6 separate regions of the Homo sapiens genome follow, and all the other regions are linked to region 1. A link is a contact called in ENCODE Hi-C or POLR2A ChIA-PET data. All regions are on one chromosome and are shown on one strand. The core of a region is the stretch at or near the end of the contact, and the rest is flanking DNA. Distances in the headings are between cores, read along the strand shown.

Region 1 (4,553 bases), core at 922-3,421:
TAATGGACCACATTTTATTTTTTAGCTATTGAACTAGCAGTCACACCATAACAGTATTTGTTCATTCAACACTTTAAACTTTTTAATGTACTTTCAAATACATCATTCTCCCTTTTATCCTTACAACAACCTTGTGATCCTGAGAGGTTAATTACTTGAGGTCACTGAATGACTTTTGGCTAGAATAAGGATTAGATAATATTACAGAGTGACTTGTAATATATAACTCAAATTGTTAGGTATAGATAATCCATACAAATGGCTTTAAAATAAATATTTTGGGTTTCATGCTATGATGAAGGATCTGTTCCATTTGCTTCCAATTTAGTTGCGTAAAGTTGAGATAAAATCTTGAAGGAAGGGTCATAGCACCATTTAAATACCCACAGGTCTGTCATGTGGAAGAAGTATTAGGTTTATTCCTATGACTCCAGAGGGCAGAACTAGTACAAGTGAGTAGAAGACAGGCAGATTTCAACTAAGAATATGAAATGTCTTTCTAATAATGAGACACTTGCCCCCAAAAGAAGGTGTTGACTTGTGAAAGAACCAGTTCCTCATCTCTTATAGTGTTTAAAAAGAACGCCATAATAGAACTCCATAATCCTAGAGACTCCTTTAACTGGTCACACCAGCTAACCTCCAGGACCTTCGTAGATTTCAAGTTTATGAAATGTTGTTGAACTTTGAAAAGAGGCACAGATATTTTGAATACAACAGTTTAAAGTCATTCAAATTCTGGATGAAATTATTTCGTTATGCTCCTCAAAAACAGTGAGTTCTATTTGAAGTTTTACCCCCAGACTCTCCTTTGAATTAGTATTTTTGCCCATATACCCATATATTTTCAAGAAATTTCTTTCTTTCCTTCCTTCCTTCCTTCCTTCCTTTCTTCCTTCCTTCTTCCTTCCTTCCTTTCTTCCTTTTGAGATAGGGTCCTGCTCTGTCATCCAAGCTGGGGTGCAGTGGGGTGTTCACGGCTCATTGCAGCCTCGACCTCCCGGACTCAAGCAGTCCTCCCAACTCAACTCCCAAGTAGCTAGGACGACAGGCATGCACCACCACGCCCAGCTATTTTTGTATTTTTTGTAGAGATGGGGTTTCATCATGTTGCCCAGACTTGTCATGAACACATGGCCTCAAGCTAGCCCACCTCCCACTTCAGCCTCCCAAAGTGCTGGGATTACAGGCATGAGCCACTGCACCTGGCCAAGAACATTCAAAACTTTAAAACTGAAAATTGTCCTAATAAGGAGTCTACTAACTTAATCTTCCATCAGCATTGTTTTCTGATTTCACAGAAAACTTTACAACAAATGTATTGCATTCATTCTTGATGTTTTAAGAAATTAAAGGAATTAGACAAGGTAAAAACAAAAACAAATCTATCTCTTTAAAGATGGCAAGGACTAGGATTTTAATCTGTAATCTTAAATTTTTGAAAAAGATCTTTTCCTTCTTAATGACTTCTTTTTAAATGGTCCTTCAGGTTGAACACAATTACATTCTTTTATAGTATACAGTAATGAAGCTGAAATAAAACAGTGAGTTCTCTTCCACACGTAAATTGTGATTGTTCAATGTTCTGCAAGGTCTTCTGATGGCCCCATTCTCACCCTGCTCCTTACCTGCCTCTTTAACTCTTTAAATCTAATCCCCTAATTTTTATCAGAAAAGTATTTCCTTTTTACGATAGGCTGTGGTTTCTGCCTTTAAAAAAACAATCCTGGGGTTTCTCTCAGAATCTGGAAGAAGTCATTGCAATGGTAAAGTAGGTAAGAGGCTGGGGTGGAAAGAAATGCCTTCTGCATAAATCTAGTTAGTCTGAGTCGTTTTTTGACAACTTCCGGGACCAGACTTCAGGCAGTGCTGGAAATTGTTCTCTTTACCATATCTTTTTTTTTTTAACTGTACATATTTACATACATACACATATGGTGAGGGAGAGAACGTGATGACGTGAGACTCTCCATGGAGAGTAGGAGGTAATAAAGAAATAAAACAGGTGTCTGAGGAGAGGTTCTATTAGAGAGGGGAGAATAGAGAGTAATTATCGTTCAGACAGGCAAGAGTTCTCTGCAGGTAGCAGCCTGGGAAAGCGAACTCGCGCACCCTCTTGGGGGACGGGCTCTTTTGCTTTCTATTTCTTCTCCTGCAGCCAGGGTGCACACGTATTTGAAACAGACCGAATTTCCTCCTCGATGTGGCGTCAGGTTGACTTTTCGAGACTAGCGGGTATTTCTTTTTAATGACTCCAATGCCTTTTTATTATTGCTGTTATTGAGGTTGAGGGAGAAGAGATCGGTCTAAATTCTGGCTGGGTAAGTGGGGGGATTCTCGGCGATGAGAAACGGGGGACTTAGAAGCCGGAGGAAAATCAGCAGCCCCACATCTCCACTTCTCCAGTCCGCCCTACTCTCCACCCGTGACCTCCAGTGGAGACCCCAGGCGGCAGCATCAGTATTTGATCGGCCCTTCGTCAGCACGCTGCCAGCCCTGGCCGGCTGGGTTCGCCAGGCATCACCCGCTCGGCTCTGAAGCGGACGCCTGGCCCTGCACCGGGCTTTGGAAGGACCCTCTCTGCGCTCGCCCCCTCCCCAGGGTGGCTCCGCTTTCGAGCCCGGGCGCGGTGCCCACCATGCGCGGCTGCCTGCGGCTCGCGCTGCTCTGCGCGCTGCCCTGGCTCCTGCTGGCGGCGTCGCCCGGGCACCCGGCGAAATCCCCCAGGCAGCCCCCGGCACCGCGCCGCGACCCCTTCGACGCTGCCAGGGGCGCCGATTTCGATCATGTCTACAGCGGGGTGGTGAACCTCAGCACCGAGAACATCTACTCTTTCAACTACACCAGCCAGCCCGACCAGGTAAGACACTCGCTCCCCTCGCTCGACTCCTAGAACTTGCCAGATCTCAGAGCCCCGTCGCTGCTTTGGAGTCCCCTGGGAATTGACCTTGGGAGACTTCGGGGACCAGGGGACTTTCTTTCCCTTTCTCCTCCGAAGCAATCGCTGCCCTGCCCTAGCTGCCTCAACACGCCTCGGGGACAACTCTGCTTCGCCTCGCGCCTCTCCTGGCCTGGTCAAGGGCATTGCTGGGCTTTGCAGAGGCACCAGTTCCCCGCACCGTCTGCGGGTCCTGGGTCCCTGCTGGGTCTTTCTCCAGGAAAGTCCTGATTTCTAGGGTTGCGGGGTGTGGTGTGGAGTGCGAAGAAGAACCGCACCTCGGTTCCTAATCCCCTGCAGGGAAGAAACCTAATTTCAAGTGGCTGATTCAGCCAGACCCTTCTATTTCATAGCGCATGGGGAGGGAGAACTGCTCAGAATCTAAAATGGAAATTGTGTGAAAATGGACGGAAGCTGCAGAACCTCTGTGCATTCAACAGTCACTTCCTGCGTTTTTGTGCCATTGTCACACGTTGTGCTTCAGAGACGCCAGAAGACCTGGGCAAAGACGTGAGAACTGCAGCCATCAGCTGATCAATCCAGGTTTTGATTTTAAATAAGGATGGATAATTGTGTGAAAGTTCTAGACCTATTTTTGACAAAAGTTGAGGGAAGATAAGGAGGGAAAAATGTTCCAGTGACTATCCCTTTGACATATATACTCCGATTATATAACGTAAGAAGATGCATATAGTTCATTTCTTTCCTCTAGTGTGGTACCTCTGGAGCACTGGGCGGGGAGAGAGAGGGAGACAGAGAGAGAAAGAGAGAAAGAGAGACAGAGACAGAGACAGAGACTCCCCAGTGTACCAACCTCTGGATCTTCTTCCCATATAAATGTGTTTATGTATCCCTTACTATACCAGCATCCCCTACCCTCTAGGGAAATTCCAGAACTAGATGATTGGGATACCATGATATGCCTCCGTCTGATTCTCACTCCAGATCGGAACTAGAAAACCTCATCACTTCCCAAAGTGAGGGTGGTTTGTATTGAGCAGGGGGGACCAATGTGCCTAACACTGCTCCTAGACATCTTCCAGCTGTGTGTAGCCAGAAAGTGCCCTGAGTGCCCCATCTCCAGTGTGGCACCAAATCCTATGGCACTGTTACCATGGCAGCACAGCCCTCACCCTGCTCTGTCCTCCAGTAACCTTCAGGTTATATGTTCTGTAGTGAGCAGAGTGGCTGTATGCAGAGCCATTTCATGGTAGACAAGGGAGAGGCTGCAGTTTTTGTTTCCCAAACGCCATATACCCAGCCTCTTTCTATCTAGCGTGGGAGAACTCATCGACTGGTTGACATGTTGCACGTGAGGTGTGTTCCTAGTCCTGTGATTGGCTGGGAGCAGAAAAAAGTCTGAAAACTCCATGATCTCTGGAGTAAGTCTCAGCTTCCCCCTAAATCATTGGTAAGAAAACTCAAATTACATGTGCTAAGTAAATCCTGACATCAGGCTTTGGTATTTCTTGCAGTTCTGCATAGAGATAGAGCATCTACTTATGAATTGTTGCCTTTACATTTTCCCCTTGTACTGTGTGAGTTTTGCACTTGAGATCACCTGGTTGACTTCCCTAGTAAACCTTGAGATATTGAGGGCAGGGGCAAAGTCATG
Region 2 (4,553 bases), core at 717-3,216, 920 kb after region 1:
ACTAGTGGGTGAGGGGAGAAGGAAATTAAATAAAAGAAAACAAACAGAGTCCTAACAGGCCATTCTCCGAAAAGGAATCTAAATAAAAAGTCATATGATATCTGATAGTGCAGGACACGTCGCCAAGAACTGGAGCGGATTGCCTACAGGAAGAAAGGGCCAGTGTATTCCAGCTCAAAGAGCTTTTCTTTCCTCCTCCTCTATTTTTTTTCCCTTTTCTCCTCGACTGTGAATGTGTCACTCTCAGGTCAGATCCACGAAGAATCCCAGAATGACAGCTATCACCTGTCACTGTACTCTTGGCGGCACAACTAGCTGATAGGAGCTGCCTGAGTTGGGATCAAGAAGAGCTAGTGCAGCTTTCAGTAACAGCCTGTTATCCCAGTCCCTCTGCCCCTTTCAAAGATCCCCTTGGTCACATCAAAAACAGACCAAAAAGAAAAAGAAAAAAGAAAAAAAAGGGGGGGTACCAAATGAAAAATTAAAAATGCAGGGACAACAGCCCACAGCAACAAAAGAATTCAGGGAGAAAAAATAGAACACAAGCAAAAAGGAAAAAAGCAAAACCAAAACAACTCTTGTCTTCAATATAAAACTTTTTAAAGACTGAGTTTCTCTTATTTGGATGACATTCTTTTTAAAAGTATTTTTCTCCTTAAGCACTATTAAAAGCATTAAAAAATTCTACAAAAATACAGAAAAGTCTGAAAGCAATTCAAGAATATTCCTAAAGAAAACATGTAAGTGTAAGAAGTGAGTTACCCTGGAAAATTCTGGATTTGCCAAAAGTTCCCCTACTTCTAATATCTTTCAGTGAGTTCAAGTGCTAACACTGGCCACCTAGTACTTGTTTTTTATCTGAGGATCATTACTGAGGCAACACATACATAGTAAGGTTTCCCGAAAAGACTCCTTGTTATCAAGTTACTTCAAACATAAGGCACTCACACCTCCCAGCCAGGAGGGTTTTTTGATGAGCATCACACTCTGCCCTGATATGTATTACACCCTTAAGAAGCAGTTACATAAATGCATTCTATAATTATGGAAAATGTATATATCTATATTTTCCCCTACATTTTCCCTCCCCAGGGATATGAATAGATTTTATTTTCAGTTAATAGAAAAAAAAAGAAAAGAGTTTCTGATTCTTGAAACAACTGTTGTAGCTGTTTTCTACTTAGCAAAACAGTTATCTGTAGTTAGGAATGGTACATAATATATATTTAAGGATTTTTGTAGAGCTTGAGAATTGTTCCCCTTGTTTAGTTTCGTGTCTATAATGTACCTTAAAAAGATTTCTAAGTGACAATCAACATATAAATGCATTAAGAGGAGAACTTTAAGAAAGAAAACATTATCTTGGGTTTACAAATCCAGGATATTAGCATAAAGATATAAATGTACAGCATATATAAAAGATAAAATTGTTTACTACATTTTACACATACAGCTCACATCTGATTTCTTTTTGCTTTTGTTGGAGCATTAATTTGAAAATGATAAGCATTCTGAAATGTTTGCTACAACACAAATTCATGGTAAAAATATACATGCATAGGCAAAAATTGAAATGGAGAACACAAAGCTACGTGGCAATCAGAATCGTTGACAAAATCTCCATCTAGACTATATTTTGCATGAACTAGTGTATCATAGAAGGGGCAAGAAATCTCTCTGGGGGTTTTGTCATTTACATAATTAGAAACAAAAATAAAATACAAATATCTGCTCCCTTACTACCTTTTCTTAATAACTGACAAGTGACACAAGTGGTACCTTTTAAACAGATGGATGCAAAAACTTGTGAGATCGAATGAACTGATGTACCCCATTGGTATTTTGGGAACCCAAATTCCATAATTAACTTTTTACCCAAGTGGCAAAAGTAGAAGATGTTCTAGTCACCAAATTGATTATTTGATGGACTTTTGTTCTTTCTTCCACAAGATTTTGGCGACCCAGAAAGGGTAAAGACATGATAAGAGAAGATGCATCCTGAACAACTTTTATTGTGAGTAGAAAAAAAATAGCATAAAGTGAGCATAAGAACAGTTGGATTTGGAAAGATTAAAAGAGGAGAAAAGAGCAACATATGCAACTTAACTAGTCTTTTTCTTTTTAATTTTTTCATGTACATATATGTATATATTGGGATGATGGGGAGAAAAGATAACTGGATTTCTTTTGAATGTCTTTGTGTCTTTATAGAGTGAATGTTCTGTTCCTGTCTCTTTCTTTTTAGGCGAAAAACTAATAAAAATAGAAAAACATATATCAGACATTAAGCTCACTCCCCCCCCCCCCACCCTTCCCTTTGTAAAGAACTCTTTGTTCTCTAGTGAAAATGCTGAAAAATCCCCGGGCAGCTACTCCCTGAAACAAGTGCAAAACACTTAGAGGCTTTTGGGCTGGCTGGGAGCCAGAAACCCTCCCGCTGTCTGGTTAGAAGAGGAAAAAAAGAAGAGAGAGGGAGAGGGAGAGAGGGGAAGAGGGATGGGGGGCAGAGAGAGAGGAAGAGAGAGAGGAAGAGAGAGGAAAAGAGAAGGGAGAGAGAGAGAGAGAGAGAGAGAGAGAGAGAGAGAAATTGGAGCTTCCTTTAATAGACATAGGAAGCAGCGTTTTTTTCTTTCTTTTTTTTCAAAACTGGCGGTCAAGCGTTAAGTAACTCCCGTCTAAATCCACCTGCTAGAAATGAACTTGGGTAACCCCCCAGGGGTGCACAAAGACAGGGAAGACAGTAACATACTCCATACTCTTTCCCACCCCCCGTTGTACTGCTTCCATTCTTTCTGCTCTCATACACAAATGCCCACAGCTTCTCACGCCGCCCCTCTTACCCCCCAACAACAAACACAGCAAAATACATGCTCCCTCGGTCTCCTAAAAAAAAAAAAAGGCTTTTCCATCTCGGTTGCGACACAGTGATAAGGGGTAGCGAACATCTCATACCTGGTGTGAATGCTAATCAGTCAGGAGTTCTCCTTTTCCCAAGACAGGGAACTGTTTCCTTCCAAATTTATTAGAACCTCCTCCACTGCCTCTTTGAAAAACCTTCTTTGTCACCCTCTCCCAAGTCCCGATACTTCTTTAAAAAAAAAATGGCTTCGGAGCTCCTTCTATTCTTGATATTGATTCTCTCTCTCTCCCCCCACCCCTCCTCCTCTCTCCTGTCTGTGTCTCTTCTGAGTGGTCTATTGATAAGTCCCTGGAGGCACTGGGTCAGCCTGCCCGTAGGAAACCAGACACAATGCACAAATCTCCGAGTGCCATTCTGCCATCAGCAAGCAGACCACGTTTAGGAGAGAGAGAGAGGAAAAAAAAACAGTAGAGCAAGAGACAGAGAGAGAGAGAGAGAGAGAGAGACACCAACCGAGGGAGGGAGAGAGAGACTGAGAGAGAGGAAGAGAGAGGGGGAAGAGAGAGAGGGGGGGGAGAGAGAGAGAGAGAGGGAGAGAGAGGAGAGACGGAGAGAGAGAGTGTGTGAGAAAAAGACTGATTGGAACAGGAGGGAGAGAGAGAGAAAAGGAGAAGGAGAGAGAGCGCGAGAGGGAGAGCGGCACTGCCAGTCAGGTTAATCATCCCTACTTTAATTAGCTGTTCGGCTTAGACATAAAACAATTGAATTTGAATGATCTGTCAGCAGGCTCGGCTGAACCAAAGGGGAAAAGCGAATATTACAAAAAGACTGTTGGTGTGTTCTGATAAGCAATACTGCTCGTACTGACAAATCCTCAAAGGGGGAACTATTAAAACTTACAACTAAACAAAAAGTGCAAATACAAATGGCACTAGATAGAGGTCTTTAAAAAATGGAGTTTTCTCCTCTAGTTTTATGAACCATAGATATTTATGTGCAGGTGCCAACATATTAGGGGTTTTCGTGTAATGTGTGAAAGTTTATTAACGATGGTCTAGGAGTGTAGCAGACAGATGCTGCAGAGAACAAGACAGGTACAGTCAGATGCCGAATCTAGATCTTGGAGGGAGAAGGATGCTGGAAGAAGAGGCACCGTGGCAAGAGATCAGCACAGACAAAGTCAGTGGGCAGATAGGCAGACAGATTTTAGGCACGGCACGATCTCATCTAAAAAGGCAAAAGTTCTGATGCAATATTAGGTACAAAACAATCCATCCATCCTCCTCTCCCGGGTGCACTCCAAGGTACAGTTAAAATGGATTAATCTTTGTGACAAACAGAGCTGGCAAGGCAGACACTGAAGGCGATTTGCAGACCCAGAGAATACAGAGCTAGAAAAAGCCCCAGAGATCAATCTCTCCCCCTCCCAATTTAGTAGAGAGGAAACTGAGGCCCAGAGTCGACACTAGACACTAGGACTCCAGGAGCCCACCAGGCCAGTGCTCTTTCCACCACACCAGCTAACCTAGAGTATTCTTTGAAGATCTGGCCCAACAGGTATGAAAATCACCCTTACCTCCCAAATAAGAAGATTACTCCACCTATATAGTTAGTGCACAAACCTCCAATTTCTCAAAATGTTTAAATAGCCAAATGGAAATATAATTACATATATAAATACATTTCCACTTTA
Region 3 (4,553 bases), core at 601-3,100, 860 kb before region 1:
CAGGAGTTATAAACAATGTTCCAGACTGCTTAGAGGAGACCCCTCTATGCGGCCTCAACTCCCCAGGACCAGAGAGGGAATGTGCCTTTCCCATCCTCTCCTTGTCTCTGAATAATAGGTGATATTTATTTAAGGTACTCATACTGAAGCCTCCATTTGTAATTGTTCAGATCCCTCTGGAAATAATTTTTAAAAACATAAAATTGTACAAAGTTCCCTGGTGGAAAAAAAAACATATCAGGTACTTAATTGCTTAAAATAAATCTTTATTGAATAGATGAAAGCAATAACTTCTGGCATGCAGAGTAGAAACAGAAGCAGTATGATTCTCAGGAGAAGTGAAGTGTCAAAGGAGGACCTGGAGATCGCAAGGGAAGAGGGAGTGGTGTTGTTGGGGGAGCCCGGCACGGAGCGTGATTTGCTCCTTGGAAAGTCAGAGGTGATGGGTGTTTCTCATCTGGGCAGAGAAACAAACACAAGGAGTCAGGATCTGCGGCTTCCTGGGTGGAAACAGGGCCAGACAAGACAGTTCAGACGGGACTAGAAAAGGAAGCAGAGGGGAAGCAATTGGCAAAAGGTTTTCCAATAGTCAGAGATGGTAACAAGCTGGTCCCAGATGCTTGGACCCAAATACTTAGAGCAATAAGTTGACTTCATAAGGTAAATTGTAAACTAGACAGTGCTGAGCCATATCTAATTTATACTTTAGGTGTCCTCATGATTTTCTAGAAAAAAATTACTATAAATTTTAATTATTTTGGTTATTTTCCAGTTTTCTTCAATGTTTCTTGTTAAATTTTAATTTGAATCTCTTTTCCTAAAGCCACCTTGTAAATGAGTCTTTATTTTGAGATTTTTTTTTTCTTCCATTTATTTGCTGAATTTAATCAATACTCTTCATTTCTTCCTGGCTGGCTTTTGTTTGTTTATTTTTTGGTCCACTTGGGTTTTTGTTTTTCAATTTTTCATTCACTTCAAATACAGGTAAGTAAGGCTTGAAAGAGATGGGTATTTGTAGAAGCCACAGCCTGGCAGAGAAAGGAGCATCTGCAAAGGCACTGAGGCAGGAGCAAACCTATCTTATTTGAGCAAAATTAAGAAAATCCGCATGGCTGGATTAGAAGAGCAATGGGATTATTTTTATTATGTGTCGGGCACTGTCTTAGGGGCTTTAAAAATATTAACTCATTTTGTTCTCAAAACAACACTACGAACAGGATACGATTTTTAGCCTCATTTCACCAATGAGGAAGTGAGGCACAGACCAGTTAAGTAATTTACTCAAAAACACACAGAAAATAGAGCCACAGAATAGTCTGGTTCCATCTTTTATACTAGGAGAAGGAGGAAAAGAAAGAGGAGGAGATGGAGAGGAAAGTGGAAGGGGAAGGAGAGGAAGAGGACAGGGAAGACTAGGACAGGTGAAAGGTAACAGGGTACCTCAGCAGGTAGGTCTCACAGAGCATTTCTGGGACTCTCACTTTTACTCTGAGTGAGATGGAACATCATGGGAAGATTTTAATCAAGGAAGTGACATAATTTGATTTACATTGGAAAAGGATCCCTCTGGCTGCTGGGTTGAAAACAGACTGTAAAAGAGAAAATGATGGAAGCAGGAAGACCAGCAAGGAAGCTATTAAAGTAACACAGGGTGTCAGATCAGCTGATATTCACAAATTCGGATTTTTCATGCAAAAAAAACCTCATCTTTGTGTTTCTTTAAACATATTGGCAACTAATTCAAGCCTTTGTAAAATACTGTGACTGCTCATTAAAAGACATGTTGACAGACACCACCCCCTCACCCGTAACACACACACACACATGCGCGCCCTCTCCTCTTGCATGACTCCTCTCTCAGGGCTGAGCTGTTTTTCTGAGGGTGCCACAATGAATCAGCTGCTTAGTCATCTCTGGAGTGCGGGAGCTAGCAGAACAGCAAAGAGGCATTACAAACCCAATAGCGGGTTTCACTTCCTTGAGCAGTATTTATTCTGCTCTCTACCTCATGCTGCCCAAACTGTTGGAGAGGCCCTATCCACTCTCCCTGCCTTTTCAGCCCTTATTCTCCCAAATGCAGCCACAGAGGAGGTAAGAGAGACAATCCTGGTTGGTGGCAGACATTATCCTAGTATCATTTTTCCTGCCCCTGGAGACCTGAGATGCTGAGTTATAAATGCCCCCTTCACATTTGAAACTATATTTTGCAAGCCCTAGGAAGGCAGCTGTGCAAAGCTTGCAAGGAGGACAGAAGTGTGCAAACTTTTTTTTATCCCCTCCTTAATAAAATCATACAAATTGATGCAGGTGAACCCGCTAGCCACCAGTGGATATCTGATATCAGTCTGAAAATTTTAGACCTGATTTCTGAGGTGTGCATGAGCTTTGGCCTTTGTTTTAATAACCAAGGGCTGAGATTCTCTTTGAGAAGAAGGTCCCCTCCCATTCTCTATGCATTTTTTATTTGTATAAATTTAAAGGGTACAAGCGAAATTTCGTTACATGCATGTATTGCACAGTGGTGAAGTCATGGCTTTTACTGGATTTGTTATCTGAAAAATGTACTTTGTACCAATTAAGTAATTTCTCATAATCTCCCCACCTTCTGTGCCCCCACCCTTCCAAGTCTCTAGTGTCTATCATTCCACACTCTTTGCCCATGTGTACACATTATATAGCTCCCACTTATAAGTGAAAACATGCAGTATTTGACTTTCTGTTTCTGAGTTGTTTCACTTAAGGCAATGGCCTCCAGTTCCATCCATGTCACCGCAGAACACATTATTTCATTCTTTTTTATGGCTGAATAGTATTCCATTGTGTTTATATACCACATTTTCTTTATCCTATTATCCATTGACAGGACACTTAGGTTGATTCCATATCTTTGCTGTTGGCCACACATTTTTTTAGATGTGGTTACTACAGCAACACACTTGTCAGGTCAGCCTTGGGAAGACAGCAATAACTTCTGTCAGGATACAGAAACAAATTTATCTTCTTAGTAGCTGGCCAGATAATTTCCTAAGGGAGAAAGGGCTTTGATAGCAATGAGGTGGGTAAAAGACATAGCCTTGGTCTTAAGTGAAGAAGGAAAGTAGACGGAAGACTGGGACCAAGCACTGCAGAGGAAATGTGAAGAGTGATGGGAGTCTGGCTGGAGAAGTGGGGGAAGTCGGGGGAGGCTTAGAGAAATAGGTAGCTGCAGGAGGTGGGGGACTGAGCAGAGCATTGGGAGATGTGACTCTTTCCTATGAATCTCCAGATCACCACTAAAATTACCAAAAAATCTTTGCTGCAAAAACTGGTGAAGGGCCTTGGGTATTAAGGTTGGCCTGGGGCAGAAACAGAGTCACCTGCACAAATAAGGGAAAGGGTCAGGTCTAGGCTGAATTACTTGACACAGGCAGTTAAGTATTATACACAGAGTCAGGATGCAGTTGCAGGACAGGTATGGAGCCAGAGCTAAAGTATTTATCACTCCAAACTCAGTTCCGGGTGATTATTTCTGGCCCTCATTCAGCCTTCCTCTCTGGCTCTCTGGAGGTCTCCTTCCTAGTCTAGTATTTCTAATTCAAGACAGCAAGCACAGTTTAACAATTAAATGAGGGTTTTGTCTCACGTGAGGTAGTGAGTGTAGTTGTCAAGAATGATTTAAATCCTGACTTTGCCACTTTTACAAGTGAGTACTTGGTTAAGTCCATCGGTTTTCCAATTATGAAATGGTCTAATAGGGTTATCTATCTCACAGGGATGTTGTGAATGTTAAATAACTAACACATATAAAGTATCTAATATTATGCCTAGTACATGGCAATATTTTAGTAAATATGCCTACGTATTATTACTTAATACTGGGAGAAAAAAGGGAGTTTAGCCACAATACCAAAACTTCCTTTTCTGTTCACTGAGTATATTTTTTAAAATTTCTATTTGTAGTCATAGTTTTATTTTTTAAATGTTGTGTTATTGAGGTATAATTGACATATAATAAACTATACATACTTAAAGTATCAGTTTGATGAATTTTGAGGCTGTATCTGTATCTATCCATGAAACCATCACCACAATCAAGAGAGTGAACACATATATCATCCCCCAAAATTTCCTTGGGCCCTATCTTAGTCTTTTGGGGCTGCTATAACAAAATATCATAAACTAGGTAGCTTATAAACAACAGAAATGTATTCCTCACAGTTCTTGAGGCTGTACAAGATCAAGGCACTGGCAGATTCATTGTCTGGTGACAGCTCTCTCTCTGCTTCAAAGGTGGAGCCTTCTTGTATCCCCACAAGGTGGAAGGGGCAAATGAGCTCCCATGGGCCTATCTTATAAGGGGAACAATCTTCTTCATGAGGGCTCCTCCCTCATGACCTCATCACCTCCCAAAAGGGCCCACCTCCTAATGCCATCACCTTCGGGGGTTTGGGCTTCAGCGTATAAATTTGGGGGGAACACAAACATTCAGACCATAGGTATCCCCTTGGGAGTCCCTCCCTCCCAGTTTTCCACATCCCCCTTTACCCACTGCACTCCCAGCAAACTACCGATTT
Region 4 (4,553 bases), core at 627-3,126, 810 kb after region 1:
ATATTTGAGCTGGAATCCCTTCAGGACACTGTCTATAATGAAAATGTCTCTATTATAACACCTTGATCAGGACCGAGGAGAGAAATCCCTACTAGGAAGAGAGAGTGGCATCTGGTATGATGCAATAGATTGGTGGTCTTTTGAATGGTGGCTGTTGGCATCTGGGAATTTTTTTGTTAATTTCCCTAAAACCTTTCGAAGAAGCAAGGGTTAATTCGTCATCTAAAGAATGATCATCTTATTCAGCCCTCTTAACCATGGTGGAAACAGTCAGAAGGTGATATTTGGAAGGAAAAAAGTAATTTTGGCATCAATGCATCTTGATCTATAACAGGCTTCTCATAATGATGCTCTTTGTAGTTGGGAAGGGTGAGGAGCTATGGCAGAGTTTTGTGAACTCCTCTTCCTGGCTGATCACAAAAGAAAAGACCCCATTTATCAAGACTTCTAGACTATTAGTGTTTCACTAAGAAAAAAAGTAAAGTCAATAGAAATTCTAGAATTGTAAGATCTCAATGAAATTTTGGAGAAGCAAGCAATCTCTTTCTGAAAGATAAAGTCTCTTCCATGAAAAAGAACAGAATTCTAGATGAATCAGTTGAAAAAATTATTCAGTGGGGCAACTTAAGCTTGCTAAAGTCAAAGAACTACATATCAAAATACAAAGCAGCAATTCAAATTACAGCAGGGATGGGCTGGCCACAGAGGCCCTCATCAACCCAGGCAATACTTAAAATAATAAAAATTAAGAAAAATTAAAAAAAATATGAAGAAAATATCCTTCCTCTCTTTCAAATATAACTTTAGTTGCCTTTTATTCTTTCTATCTGGAAGCAGTATCGCTAACCTTAACAGTCTTGACTTACCAAAAAATATATATATGTGTGTGAAATAAAATAAAAGAGAAGGAATTGGTGGCAGTGTATGCAAAACCAAAATGAAAAAAATTACTTTTAACAATTTCACTTTTTTTGTTTTTTTTTTTACACAAATACTGTTGTAAATATATTAAAAAAATCAGCATTCTATCTGGTAAACGTCACTTTTGCCCCTCTATAAAATTTTGAATTAAAAAAGCCTCAAGAACTTTTTATTGTTCCCCCCACCCTCCATTTCTTTTTCTTTTTCTCTTCCACAAGAATATATCCTGACACTTTTTTTTTTTTTGCAAAGATTGTTGGAAATAATCCTTCTCTTGTACCTAGAAACATAGGTGCAAATTTCTGATATCTTTGTTTTATCTGCATTCCTGCCTTTCATGAAAGTCCCTCTTGATTGTGCTGAGGCTGTGGCTCAGCGAAGACACTGAATAAATACGATAGCCACTGTTGCTTGTTGCTTGTCCAAGTCTTCCTGGCTTCTGCTGCAAGAGGGGGATATGGAGAAGGTGGGCCAGGGTGTGTGGACCCGGGCAGAATCTGGGGAAGAAGCCTGCCATTCGTCTTTCTTTCCCACACCACCGAACCCACTGCCCTTCCCACCCCCACAGCCCTTTTATGAAATCAGACAACGTGGTAGGTGGAAAACAGCAGGGCCTTTCCTCTGGGTTTTCAACCAGAAGTGATATTCCACAGTTTTAACTGGTTACTGTGAAGTCCAAGCGGCCAGAATTGTGAAAATGTCCACTGAAACACTGCAAGCGGTGTACTTAAAGACAGTAGGCCTTTTAGATTTTGTTATATATTTTTTGTAGTGCTCTTCACAAGTGGAAATTTTTTTTTTTTTTTTACTTTTTTTTAAAAGATTTTTTTGTAAAGAAGGGTTGTATTTAGAGGCCAGTAGCTAGAGATCCAACCAGTGGACCTCTTGAAGCACTACCAGGCCTTAAGGCCACCATCCGAGGGAGACTGGGAAAACTATTATTCACCCAAGCCTCCGGAAATGTAATGTACCAGCAGGCAAAAAACAGTTCTTCATGTAGTACAAAATGAAACGAAACAAAAACAAAAACAGAAAGTAAAAATGAAACCAAAACATTTCTTAAATTCTAGTGCCATAGCTTTTTTGTTTGTTTGTTTTTTGTTGTTGTTTTGTTTTGTTCATAAGAAAGAGAGAAAGATACTACTTATCCGTCAGACACATGCATCCTCATGTGGTCGTTGAACTGCTCGATTTGGTCAAACTTTGCTGGGCAGACGGAGCAGACGTAAGTGGTCCCCTCCGTGCAGGCCACCACGCCTGGGGGGCCAGCGCGGGCACCTGGGGGTGTGCCTGCAGGGGGGGTCCCATTGCTGGCACTGTGCAGGGCCACGTGTCGCTCCAGGAGGGTCTTGTGAGAGAACTTCTTTTTGCAGATGTAGCACTCGTAGGACTTCTCTCCCCGGTGGAGGCGCATGTGCACGTTGAGGGAGCTCTTCTGGGTGAAGCGCTTGTTGCAGATACTACACTGGTATGCCCTCACTCCTGTGTGTGTCACCATGTGCTTGATAAGGTAATCCTTTAAGGAGAAGGAGCGCCAACAGATGCTGCATTGGTGGGGCTTCTCACCTGTTGATGTAGGAAGAGACAGCAAGCAGGACAGAGCGAGACATAGCAAGGGATAGAGAATGAAGGACAGGAAAAACAAGACAACAAAAAAGAAAAATAAAACAATTAAAAAATAAAATTTGATTGCTTAATGGATCATCCTCGTTTGGAAAAATCCAGGCCCTCCTAGCCTCTCATGTGCAGAGAAATTTTGCTTTATGGTGATGCCAGGACAGTTTTGTTTTCCATTTCCCTGTGCCATAAAACGGCTTTCTTGGAAAGCTACCAGATATTCCCCACTAAAAGTCTTCAAGGTCACTCCGTGGAAAAGGGAGGGCTACTTTTGAAGGGGGTCACTTTCAGTGTCCTGATTAGGGGATTTAGTGTTTCCCATTAACATTATCAAACAAATAGAAGAAATAAGAGAGAAGAAAGATCGTTGGAGACATGGGGTGCTCTAGAATCCTTGAGAACTAAGGATATTGGTCACTATAGCTTGGTTCCTTGGGGTAAGTCCCCACTTCTAGTAGTCTAAGAAATACACCTATGTGTTGATTGTGAGTTTGGAAAATATTTGCCAACACAGGAATACGTTATTTTGAAGAGCTATACTTTCAAGTTTATCTATTTTAGACAGAAATCTTTCTAAAATATAACTTAAGGGTTAATTGCCTGTTCTCTATTGACTGTAGTGAGCTGCAGATTGGCCTCATCGGGTGTAGAGGCTGAGTAGGCGGTGGGCAACATGATGATATCAGACTCAAATGATCCTATTCAAATCTGGGCACCAACACACTACACTCCACTCTGACAAATCACCAAATGCCTCTGAGGTATACAGTCCTACTTACCTCATTGTGCTGGTGTTGACATAAAATACATATGAAATCACTTTGCAGACCACCAAGAGCAGTGTGGGAATACATGCATGGTATTCTTATTACAAGGATACCTCCCACCCCCATTAAATGCTTCCATATGCCTTTTGAACTCTTGGGTCAATTTTTAAAATAGTTTTCCTGCGTCCTCCTTTGCTCTCAGCCTGTTGGCGGAAACCCTTGTTTTTCCTCAGTTTACTGCTTTGGTTTGGCTTAGAAACCAAATGATCAAGTTTGTTACAAACAGTAAGGTAAATAATAATACTCAGTGCATGAGGTATTCTTAAAGTCCATGGGTCCGTGACATCTCTTTAAGATGATTACTTAAAGACTTGTTTTCTTTGTGCTGTTTGTTCTCAGCTCTGCTCCTGACAGGTGAGATGAACTGCGTGTTTGGTCCATCTCTACCACCTCATTCCTGACTGCCCAGTGTAGGCCCTCACCTCAGAGAAAAAAGTCCTTCCATGATCCAAACTAAAACTGAAAGCCTCTGAAACTCCTTAGGATAATATTTCAACATTTGGACTATGCATCAAGGTAAGAAGTCTTTTAAAATTTGAGCTAACTTCCACTTAAAATATATGCCTTGACTGTTTTTCATTTTTTCCCATTATGAAATAGGAGAGCTTTGATGTATTATGGTAATAGCAGCAATGAAAACAATCACCATGTATTGAGTGCTTACTATGAAGCAAGGTTGGTATTAAGTGCTGACTATGTAGCAGGGTTGGTATTAAGTGCTGTATGTTCATGATCCATTTTATTAAACTTTCTCTCATCAGGAATTTGTTGTTATTGTGTTTTCAAACATAAACAGATATGTTTTGAAGCACACTGACCAGACAGTATGCTGCGTAAGATCACATGGTTAGAAGATAATTTTACTTTTAGATTAAAACAGGAAAGGTTAGGGAAGCCTCATTGCTAATAATCTCAATTTGCTGAAGACTTCAGTCTATGCATAGTGTTTACATTGGTACCTTTTTTTTTTTTGAAGTAAGAGATTCCCTAAGAGAGACAGTCATGCATGTTTTTAGCTGAAACATTTCTGTCAGCTGTAAACATGCCTGGAAGTCAGCTGGTCTTTGCTATCCTCATGCTTTCAGACGATTTATAGAGGCTATGATAGGCTGGCCAACTATCATTTAAAACATGTCCACCTGTCACCTTTTATGGGAAGCGTGCCTTAAATTCCAGATGGTATTTTGG
Region 5 (4,553 bases), core at 1,199-3,698, 680 kb after region 1:
AGAAATTTCTGTTTCGGTCACCTGCAGTAAGGGCCAAGCGAACAGCAGCGACTTTGTCATTCCTTTTGGTTGCCATGGTCAGGCTGGAGCCAGTCTACATGTGAGCCAGTTGGATGGGTCTGCCAGCTGTCACTGAACAGAGGCAGAGTCTCTGTGACAACAGCGCCCTTATGCATTCTAACAGGTAGTGAGTGTCATTTAAGCAGCTTCGAGACCTTGCCTGAGGTTCTTGTTCACTTGCACATAGCATACCAATGGAATCAAGTTAATGTTGACATAAAAAAGATGTCAGCTCCATCCCAATCTACCTCTGTGAAGAGCAGGTATAATCCCGTAAACATCTATTCTGGGGGCTCCCCTTGGGAGAGAGACCCTCCCCTGCACACAGGCTTGGGAAGACTGAGTCATGCTTTAGAGCCCATTAGCCAACATCTTCTTCAATAGCAATCGCCACTACTCCCTTTTATTTGTAGTTACTCTATGGTAACTCTGTGGAGATGACGTGCATGTGGGGGCCACTGCCCTTTGTGGAAGGAATTAGATTTGAGGAATTGGACTATCGATAGAAGGTGGCTGGGCAAGTGACGAATCAGAGTCAGGAGATGGTTCTGAGGAAAGAGACCTGGCTGCCCAGTACTGTGCCCCGTATCTGAGCCCCATTTCTAGTCAGGAAAGGTCTTTCATGGGGTGGGGCCAGCCAGGATGGTCCAGCCTACTTGCATCCTCCCCCAATTGGCATTCTAGGCAATTTCTTGAAAGGACATTCCTTGTCTTCTTCTCACACGGCTTGAGTGAGTACACTTTGTGCTAGGAGCAAGATCCAGCCCATCCCAGGCTGAGATCTCTTTCTGTCCTGGTTAGGAACAGGGGCCAAGAGAGGCTGCCATGGGAAACACATGGCTCAGCCTGAGATGAGCATTCTCAGCAGACTCTTACTTCCATTACAAGCAGCAGTAGTAGGAAGCAATGTTTTTGGAGAGCGTCCACTGCACTCTCCTTGGTCTTGCCAGTGAAGTGCAGGGGCGGGGACCAGCTCACCTTCACATTCCTGGCCATGAAGGTGAGAATGGATCCAGACAATAATGTGTTTTCATTTGTGGTTGCTTATCTTTTGTCTCCAACTGGCAAGCTGGAATGATGTTGGCACCACACGACAACAGCAGGGAGTCACAGCCTTTTCATAAATGCATGGAGAAATGAGGCATCAGCAGGTACAGGTTACAGTGACTCAGGTGGGGCACAGGAATTTCATGATTTTAAAAAAGGATTCCAGATTCTTCTGTTCTCCTTGCCAAAGGCTAGTCAATTTTCCCAGTTGCTTCTCTATTGCCCCCATCTTATTCAAAACTGCACAAATTCAAATGACCCCACTTCATCTAGACAAAAACGTAAAAAGAAAAGACAGTCAATCAAGATTCTGCTTGATTAACATCTTGGGAGAAGGCTAACATGAGTCTTCAGGGATGAAAATAAATGGCTCTGAGCCTGGGCTGTGGTCATAAACCTGACCTTGTCACTGCCTAAGCGAGGAAAGCAATGGAGGAAATTAGAGCTCTCGTTCCAGTGTGATTACAATTGTACCCTTAACAGGACATGACAATGTTTTTTGGCATTCAATTATGTTTTGCTATGCGTGCATGCATACACTCACACACTCACACACGCAGAGCTAGAATTGAAATCATCTCAAGTGAGAATTCTTGTGATGCATTTAAGGGGCCTGCATTTGACAAGTTGCTACCTAGTTATGGACTAAAATCTCACCAGGCACCCCCATAGCTTATCGCCTGTCATTTCAAAACAAAGACATCCTGCTTCCCCTTTCTGTGTCACACCTCATCGACTCATTCTCAGCAGACTCTTACTTTCATTACAAGCTCGGTGCCACCTCCCGGACTTTCATCAGATGAAAACTTGAAAGAAAAAAAAAACCCATTCCATGTTTTGACTTGGACTCTAGGTGTTGTTATTCTCTCAGTCCAGCTTGAGAAAAAAAAAAAAAAAAAGCCCACCCCACGAGGGGGCAGGCCTGCTTTCCTGTCTCCTGCCACCACACAGTCTCTGAAGTGTGTGAAGAAGAGAGGAAGAGACAATTAACACTCAGCACCAATCTGCATTTCCTTTTTAGCTGCCATTTACACGCTGCTCAGGTTTTGAAAACCAGCATTTCATGCTACTCCCTAGAGAGCCAGCACCAGCTTCAGCAGGATCCATCTGCACAGCACTCACATTGCTGAAATCTTCAGCCAACCCAGAATTCATTTATTTATTTTTTGAAAAAAAATGAGAGAGAGGAAGTGAGAGAGTACGAGTGAGAGAGCAAGCAAGCGGGTGAAAATAATAGATTAGAATCTGGTAATATTTAATGCGCACGCTTGACCAATCCCTGCGCTGGTCCAGGCAGGGGTGAGTCAGTGGAGTTTTTCTTTGATCATCTTCTAGATTAGTGTGAGCAGCGAGCGAATGAGCAAGAGCGTGTGACAACAGAGGATGACAGGCTGTGAGGTTCGAAGCAGGAAGGACACACTCCATAAGTCTCGGCACTGCTCATCAGCCCATGTGTCAGCACGCTCTTGCTGATGGGAGCAGCGGGGAGAAACGCCATACTGGGAAGTCACTGCTGGTGTGGGACAAGTTACAAGATGCTTCTGGGGGAGGAAAATGTGTATCATCAACTCCTCAGGTCTGGCCAACTTGCTTTATTTCCTTTAGCCCCCAAAGGGTGGAGCATTGAAGCATAATAGCTTCAATAAGCTTTGTTATTTTAACATTATTATTTTTTAAACTGAATTCACCACCACAGGAGGTCACAGAGTCAATGGTCACAGCTGGCTTTTAAAAAAGGGTTGAGTCACTTTGTGATTGATAAAACAGACTCAGCCTGAGATGAGGGCAATCAGGTTTCCTGCTTGAAGGCATCAGTTGATCACTACAGGGGTCGGAAAGAAGTGTTTTTCTTACGCAAGTTCTGGCATAATAGTCTAGGTGAATGCAAAAAAAAAAAAAGTTAGTCTTTTGATTTGTTTGTTTTTGTTTCTAAGAGAGAGCAGAGCTAAAAAGCCCATCCTTACCTCAGTAGACCAATGAGTGGTCTGATTCCATCTGGCTCTGCTGCTCAGATGGCAGTTGTGATGATAGTCATGCTACAGACACATTTACCAACTAAGCAGTGCAGACAGTACTCTGCATTGGCCCAGATTTACCTAGGAACAAGCACAGGTGTGCTCAGATAAGGAAAATACCTTAGGTCAGGAGGTGGGGTGAGCACATGGTTGTTAAAATAGAATTTAGTGAGTTAAAAAAAAAACCAGCAAACCAACACAAGACTCATAAGTACCCTATAGTATCTGCGGATGCCGTTACACGTCAAGTTAAACCACATCTTCTCAGGATACAGGGGTGTTTTGCAGCTCTCACATTAACACAGATGTGTAACGTGGGTTTCTCAGCCTATCAGAGATGGGGCAAGATAGGGTTATAATAAACAGCTTTTGTTTTTTTTGGCTCTGCCCTTACTAGGGGAGACTTCCAACCTTACCAATTCTCAAATAGTTCTTGGAGTCCCTGGTGAGAAGGATGCCCCTCTTCCACCATTCTGACTTAATGACACTGGAGCCACACTGCATGGGTTCAAATCCCAAACTCATTCCTCCACTCAAAATGTATTTAAGGGAGTGCCCACTGTGAACTTGACATTATTCTAGATGCTGAGGAAAGAGCCATTCCACATTTTCCTGTAATTTTGGTTCTAGTGAAGGTGTAGAAATGCAAATAAATAAACAAGTAAATGTATAATATTTCAGATAGAATATTATAGAGATGCTGTGGAGGGAACAAAAGCCTACTTGAGATGTCTTCAACAGAAGACAAGAAGAATGAGAGAGAGAGTAAGAACAACCATTTTAAGAAGTTTGCTGCAAGGGGGAAAGAAATGGAGTCGTTTGACTTAGGAGTGGAATCCCAGGGAAATTTCTTGTTGCTGTTGTTGTTTGTGGTTTTGATTGGAGAAATAGCATCACGTTATTCTGATCCATGTTATTAATTATTCTCACATTATTCTAGTTCTGATTCAGTAGAGAAGGAAAATAGATGATGCTAAAGCAATGTCCTTGGGTGGCGTGAGGGGTTGGGATCTGGTGCAAAGTGGAGGGGTTGGCTTTAGGTAGAAAATACACAGTTCATCCAGAGCAGCAGGAGTGAAGGTAAACGCATGGACATAGTGTAGAAAGATGTGAGGGTAGAAACTTGTGCAAGTTCTTTTTCTAATTGCTCCGATTTTCTCAGTGAAGTAGGAAGCAAAGTTATCAGCTGACAGTGTGGAGGAAAAGAATGTGTTGGAGATTTGAAGAGAGAGAGGAAGATGTGAAATAGTCCTGGAAAAGTGAGTTGACTAGGGAAATAGAGTAGGCTGCCACGCTACACTAAGGGCTCACTTGTGGTTTGTGATGATAACTTTAAAGTGAGACCAGTCAGCATGGTTGTTTTCTTTGGGTATATTTGGCTGGTTTGGTACAGGCATGGAGAAGTGGAGAGCTGGCCAAGAGTTTTGTCAG
Region 6 (4,553 bases), core at 1,364-3,863, 520 kb after region 1:
GCTATTTTTTTAAACCTCCTTAGGGTTAAGAGTCAAGATATAGAAATGCTAAATATAAAGCTACTCATTAAAAAAAAAAAGCACTGATTAATTAGCCAGATTATCCAAGTAATCTTTAGCTTAAAGAAGGGTGTGTTCCTCTCCTTACTCCTTTCATAAGTAGCCTGTAGCAAGAGGCTTTCTCATCTTACCCAGATCAGGGATCTTGTTTGGCCCAATAAAAACTGAAGGTTAAAAAATCTGACTTCTACTGTTTTACAAAGCAGAAAATATAAATTTCCACCCAGATCAGTCAGGTATTAATCTGAAATTAGAAGTAAAACCATCAGGGCATTTCCTTTCTTCACTCTCTGTAACTCCTAGAAGCTTGGAGAATTCCCTCTAATAGTCACTTAACAAATAGAGTTATCTTCTTTGCCAAAAATGCAGGTGTGTTTTGGCCGGGAGCAGTGGCTCATGCCTGTAATCCCAGCACTTTGGGAGGCCAAGGCGGGCAGATCACAAGGTCAAGAGATCAAGACCATCCTGGCTAATACGGTGAAACCCCGTCTCTACTAAAAAAAAAATACAAAAAATTAACCAGGCGTGGTGGCGGGTGCCTGTAGTCCCAGCTACTCAGGAGGCTGAGGCAGGAGAATGGCGTGAACCCGAGAGGCGGAGCTTGCAGTGAGCCGAGATTGCACCACTGCGCTCCAGCCTGGGCGACAGAGCGAGACTCTGTCTCAAAAACAAACAAACAAACAAACAACAACAACAACAAAAACTGGGGAATGGGGCGAGGGTTAATCAATCTGACTTTTACTGTTTTACAAAGCAGAAAATATAAATTTCCACCCAGATCAGTCAGGTATTAATCTGAAATTAGAAGTAAAACTATCAGGACATTTCCTTTCTTCAACCTCTGAAACTCCCAGAAGCTTGCAGAATTCCCTCTAATAGTCACTTAACAAATAGAGTTATCTTCTTCACTAAAAATTCAGGTGTGTTTTTAAAATAAGGGGATATCCTGATGATTTGTCATTGGAGCACTAAATCTCTTTTGGTTTGGCGTTCCCAGTTCATGAATTGCTTCTTACTCAAATATACTCTTTAAAATAATAATAATAATAATAATAATAAAATAAGGGGATATCTAAACTAGCATACTGACACATGGAGGTGGGAAAAATATAATACTCTTTCACTTACCTAACACTTTACCTTCAAAGCATCTTACTGATAACTAACGCAGCTGTACTGCTTAATAATTTTGTCACTGCAACAAAGAAAGAGCTGATCTAATTAAAATACAACTGAACTTGAAGAAGCCCTATGTTTTTACCTTTTTTTCTCTAGGCAGTAATAATGAGCACTAGCAGCAAAAATCCTTCCTTTTGGAGTCCTAAGAAATTATTCTAAATTTTTACCTTTCATCATCAAGTCCATATCTATATCCTATCTTGGATCCAATACATTATGCAACTGATGTATTGAAATAGCAGCAGCCTCAGTTTCCAAGTCTCCCTGATGCTTCAGTCTGTGCCCTCTAGTATCTAGGGCAACATATTTGTCATGTGGAATATGTCCAATGCATTTAGCTGGTAAATTTAGAATAAATCGCAAGAACAATCGCCTGGGGCCCTCAAAAAGGCCACATACATCTACAGAATATTATTTAGGAAAGTATAACTTAAGGGTGAAAACAGCTGGTGAAACTGCTCTGTAGCTGAAAGCTGAGAAGCTTCTCCATTTTAGTACTCTCATTTAGATTTTAAGCATCTTTTTGGGGACTGTTAAAAAGGTAGTCTGTGGAAAGCACACGGTGCAACTGTGACTTTGCACATGTCACATATGTTTCAAGTTTAAAATGGGGTTATTATTTTTTTCTTATCTTCAGGTGCTAATGCATCCAAATGGGTGATAGATACGGAGAGAATCTATTTTTTGAAAGTTGGTTGAATTTAGAAATTACTATGTGAATCAAGTATTAATGTATTCAATATCCATTTGCACTCCTGAGTTTATTTAGATACTTTACGTAAAAGTGAAGGGGCAGGAATATAGGCAGGGTATTTAATGTGAAGCTCTCTCCCGTTAATAAAGATCAATTACCCCAAGATTTGCAAAAAAAAAAAAAGAGAGAGAAAAAGAAAGAAATGTGCGAGAAGTTTCCTAAAATTTAAGGTAGGGGGAACGGAGTTTGCAAACTCCTTTCACCCCGATGGGCATTAGCAGACACCTCCGGTTTTAGAAAAGCGTTACAAACAGTTCTTCCACGATGCTGCCCACCAAAGCCGTAATGTGCCCAGACCCCAGAGCTCCTAGAGCATTTCACTCAGGGTAATGCTGGCTTTGGGGCGGTCAAGGCAGGGGCGTGTCAGCTCAGGATGAAGAGGCAGGAAGCACAGACGGGCCGCGACTGGCTTCCTGACTGCGCCGCGCCTTGGGAAAGTCCCCGCCCTCCAAAGCTCTCGATTGGGATCACCTTGGGACTCGGCTTCCTTGTGAACCGTTTCCAGCGATTCAGCCCCATCCTTTTCTTTGAGAAGGACCTTCCCTGAGGCGCCAGGAGCATTTTCCAAGTTCGAGCCCGAACCTCGGCCAAAGCTGCAGCAACCGCCCTTCTGCCCGGGCTGCCTCCGGGTCACGCTGGGAATTGTAGTTCCTCCGCCCGCAAGGAAAGCAGGCATAGGACACCGTCGAACCACCACTCCCACGAGGCTCTGCGCAGGCCGCTCGCGTTGGCTCAGTTACCATAGCAACGGCAGAGGTCCCTCGCTCTTGCCGTCATCAAGGCTCGCTTGAATGTCGGCTTTGCTTTTTTTCTGGCGCCCAGTGATGACGCAGTACTCCCTGATTGGCTCTGCACTGGAGGCAGTGATTTTGGGGCAGAGAATTTTGCAACACGTGGTAGTGAACTGTGAGGAGTTTGAGGGGTCTGAAGACTGAAAGAGTCGAATGGTTTGTTGGCAGGTAAGTGCCCCTTTGCCCTGCTGGTGTGGGAGCTGCTAGAGATGGATGAGTCACGTCGCGTCCAGACGCTTCCTGGTTGTGTTGCAGTAACGGTGATTGTACTCCCGCCATGTCTCCTCTGCTTCCCTTTTCAGGGTGTCCTGGTGGATTGGTTTCTGTAAGTTCAGATTCTCATAAATCGTGTGAGCGTCGCCGACACCTCTGAGATAAAAGGGCCCCTTTCGACTAGCCTCTGCTGAAAGGTAGAGTTTTCAGGAAGTTTTTATTCCGAACTGCCCATGGGAGGGTGGGACCGTCTTCAATCTCTGAGCCAGGTGCCTAGGGAGGTCTGGGGCCATGGAGATGGCCCATGGAGCAAAGATAAATCCAGGCTTATTGGCTTAGCCGAGGTGTTTCCAGAGACAGCCCATTTAGGGGTGATAAATGGGCTTATAAAGCAGAGTAAAGATTTAGAACAGGAGTTTTGAATTCAACTACTTTGTGGCTATATGACCCTAGGCAACTTGTTTAATAACTCAGAGACCCTGTTTTCTCATGCAAAATGGGGACGATAATACCTGAATCACTGGAGTGTTGTAATGATTAAAAATAAATGTATGTGAAGCATTCTGCCAGGAAATGTAAACTAAAGTTGATTTGAAATTGGTGAAAATGAAGTTAGGGAAGCTATGCCCTCGGACTGTTGCAGCGATCCTAGGACCAGCTCTGTAACTGGTCTGTCTGAAAGGCGGTTGAATAAATTGTGCTCATACAAACTATGCAGTACCACGAAGTAGTTTTTTTCAAAAGGGTAAGTTAGCTTTATGTCTCTTCTTCAGGAAAGACGTCTAATGTTTATTCTTGAGAGAAAAGCAAATTGCAGAGAAGTGCATATATTATAGTATAATATGTTTCCATTTTTGTAAAAGCAAACCCTGACCAAAACACTCCCTCCCATATGCAAGTATGTTTAAATATTTGTATGAGAATGGAGAAAGATTGCAGAGACTGGGAGGATGGATTAGAGGCGGGAGGGAGAAAGGGAAAAGAAGAAGAACACTATAGCAAAATGGAAACTAAGATTATAATGTGCTTGTGTACCAGATGGAACTTCTAATAAGCTCCCAGCCTATTAGAGTACAGCGCTGAAAACTAGACTTCAATAATTAAAGTCCTTGCTCTGCCACTTACCAGCTGGGGATTTTATCAGCCTCAGTTTATCATACATAAAATGCAGATAATAATGGTATCTATATTATGCATTTGATCTGAGGATTAATGGAGTGAATATATAAAGAACAGTGCTTAATACATAGTAAATACCCGATAAATGTTAGTTGCTATTATTGTCTTTCTATATGTGAAATTAATTTAACTTTTATTGTGATTACTGACATTTGGAATTCTACCATCTTATTTTGTGTTTTCTATTTCTTTTTTTTGGTCTCTTTTCCTTTCTTGCCTTTTATTAGGTTAATTCATTTTTCTTTATCTTCCCACTTCCCTCTCCAGTGAGTTTGGAAATTATGCATTCTGTCATTAATCGTTTAACAGTTACTTCTGAATTTTTAACACACATACTCAACAAAGTTTAACGTCGTCGTTATCTCTTTCCCCCTACC

Evidence for each region. A loop is a pair of places that touch in the nucleus more often than their neighbours do. ChIA-PET counts read pairs that join two places held with the same protein, here RNA polymerase II (POLR2A). Pooled maps may share reads with other maps.
Region 2: a loop to region 1 is called in a map with no recorded cell type, with 4 times the contacts of the local background. The contact joins the promoter of ZBTB20-AS5 here to the promoter of SIDT1 in region 1. A Hi-C loop is called at or near these places in 6 of 37 single-sample maps with no recorded cell type and 5 of 50 pooled maps. POLR2A ChIA-PET finds 5 or more read pairs at or near these places in 2 of 52 experiments (B cell and GM10248).
Region 3: a pooled map shows a loop between it and region 1 (4-fold over the local background). The contact joins the enhancer-like site here to the promoter of SIDT1 in region 1. A Hi-C loop is called at or near these places in 1 of 37 single-sample maps with no recorded cell type and 8 of 50 pooled maps. POLR2A ChIA-PET finds 5 or more read pairs at or near these places in 1 of 52 experiments (activated B cell).
Region 4: a map of CD4-positive, alpha-beta memory T cell shows a loop between it and region 1 (8-fold over the local background). The contact joins the enhancer-like site here to the promoter of SIDT1 in region 1. A Hi-C loop is called at or near these places in 1 of 168 maps with a recorded cell type or tissue (CD4-positive, alpha-beta memory T cell) and 4 of 50 pooled maps.
Region 5: a loop to region 1 is called in a map of B cell, with 7 times the contacts of the local background. The contact joins the enhancer-like site here to the promoter of SIDT1 in region 1. A Hi-C loop is called at or near these places in 6 of 168 maps with a recorded cell type or tissue (B cell, CD8-positive, alpha-beta T cell, OCI-LY7 and 1 more), 1 of 37 single-sample maps with no recorded cell type and 10 of 50 pooled maps. POLR2A ChIA-PET finds 5 or more read pairs at or near these places in 2 of 52 experiments (activated CD4-positive, alpha-beta T cell and activated CD8-positive, alpha-beta T cell).
Region 6: a map of CD4-positive, alpha-beta T cell shows a loop between it and region 1 (3-fold over the local background). The contact joins the promoter of CCDC191 here to the promoter of SIDT1 in region 1. A Hi-C loop is called at or near these places in 4 of 168 maps with a recorded cell type or tissue (CD4-positive, alpha-beta T cell, CD8-positive, alpha-beta T cell and naive thymus-derived CD4-positive, alpha-beta T cell) and 11 of 50 pooled maps.

Annotation. Positions count from the first base shown.
Region 1 is chr3:113,530,384-113,534,936 of GRCh38, forward strand. SIDT1 (SID1 transmembrane family member 1) reads left to right here and starts at 2,172. Exons shown (of 25, transcript NM_017699.3): 1 at 2,172-2,860. The coding sequence starts at 2,639. RefSeq lists enhancers at 1,564-1,783, 1,804-1,993, 2,134-2,463, 2,934-3,063 and a silencer at 2,734-2,783.
Region 2 is chr3:114,451,627-114,456,179 of GRCh38, forward strand. It overlaps ZBTB20-AS5 (ZBTB20 antisense RNA 5), which reads left to right and starts at 1,967. Exons shown (of 3, transcript NR_121661.1): 1 at 1,967-2,014. All of the region lies in intron 7 of ZBTB20 (zinc finger and BTB domain containing 20), which reads right to left.
Region 3 is chr3:112,675,086-112,679,638 of GRCh38, forward strand. No RefSeq gene overlaps it. Among named protein-coding and RNA genes, the nearest start is that of CCDC80, 36 kb to the left of the region's middle. Within about 2 kb of position 1,851, at least 14 of the 41 ENCODE cell types and tissues checked have a DNase peak (open chromatin) inside an H3K27ac peak, as active enhancers do.
Region 4 is chr3:114,336,940-114,341,492 of GRCh38, forward strand. ZBTB20 (zinc finger and BTB domain containing 20) reads right to left here. Exons shown (of 12, transcript NM_001348800.3): 12 at 1-2,487. The coding sequence ends at 2,066. Among named protein-coding and RNA genes, the nearest start is that of ZBTB20-AS1, 13 kb to the right of the region's middle. Within about 2 kb of position 1,877, at least 2 of the 41 ENCODE cell types and tissues checked have a DNase peak (open chromatin) inside an H3K27ac peak, as active enhancers do.
Region 5 is chr3:114,211,868-114,216,420 of GRCh38, forward strand. No RefSeq gene overlaps it. Among named protein-coding and RNA genes, the nearest start is that of ZNF80, 23 kb to the right of the region's middle. RefSeq lists an enhancer at 1,869-2,542. Within about 2 kb of position 2,449, at least 12 of the 41 ENCODE cell types and tissues checked have a DNase peak (open chromatin) inside an H3K27ac peak, as active enhancers do; they include B cell, CD8-positive, alpha-beta T cell and OCI-LY7, where a contact is called at or near this core.
Region 6 is chr3:114,053,913-114,058,465 of GRCh38, forward strand. It overlaps CCDC191 (coiled-coil domain containing 191), which reads right to left and starts at 2,614. Exons shown (of 17, transcript NM_020817.2): 1 at 2,465-2,614. The coding sequence starts at 2,554. QTRT2 (queuine tRNA-ribosyltransferase accessory subunit 2) reads left to right here and starts at 2,825. Exons shown (of 10, transcript NM_024638.4): 1 at 2,825-2,952; 2 at 3,087-3,194. RefSeq lists an enhancer at 2,356-2,765.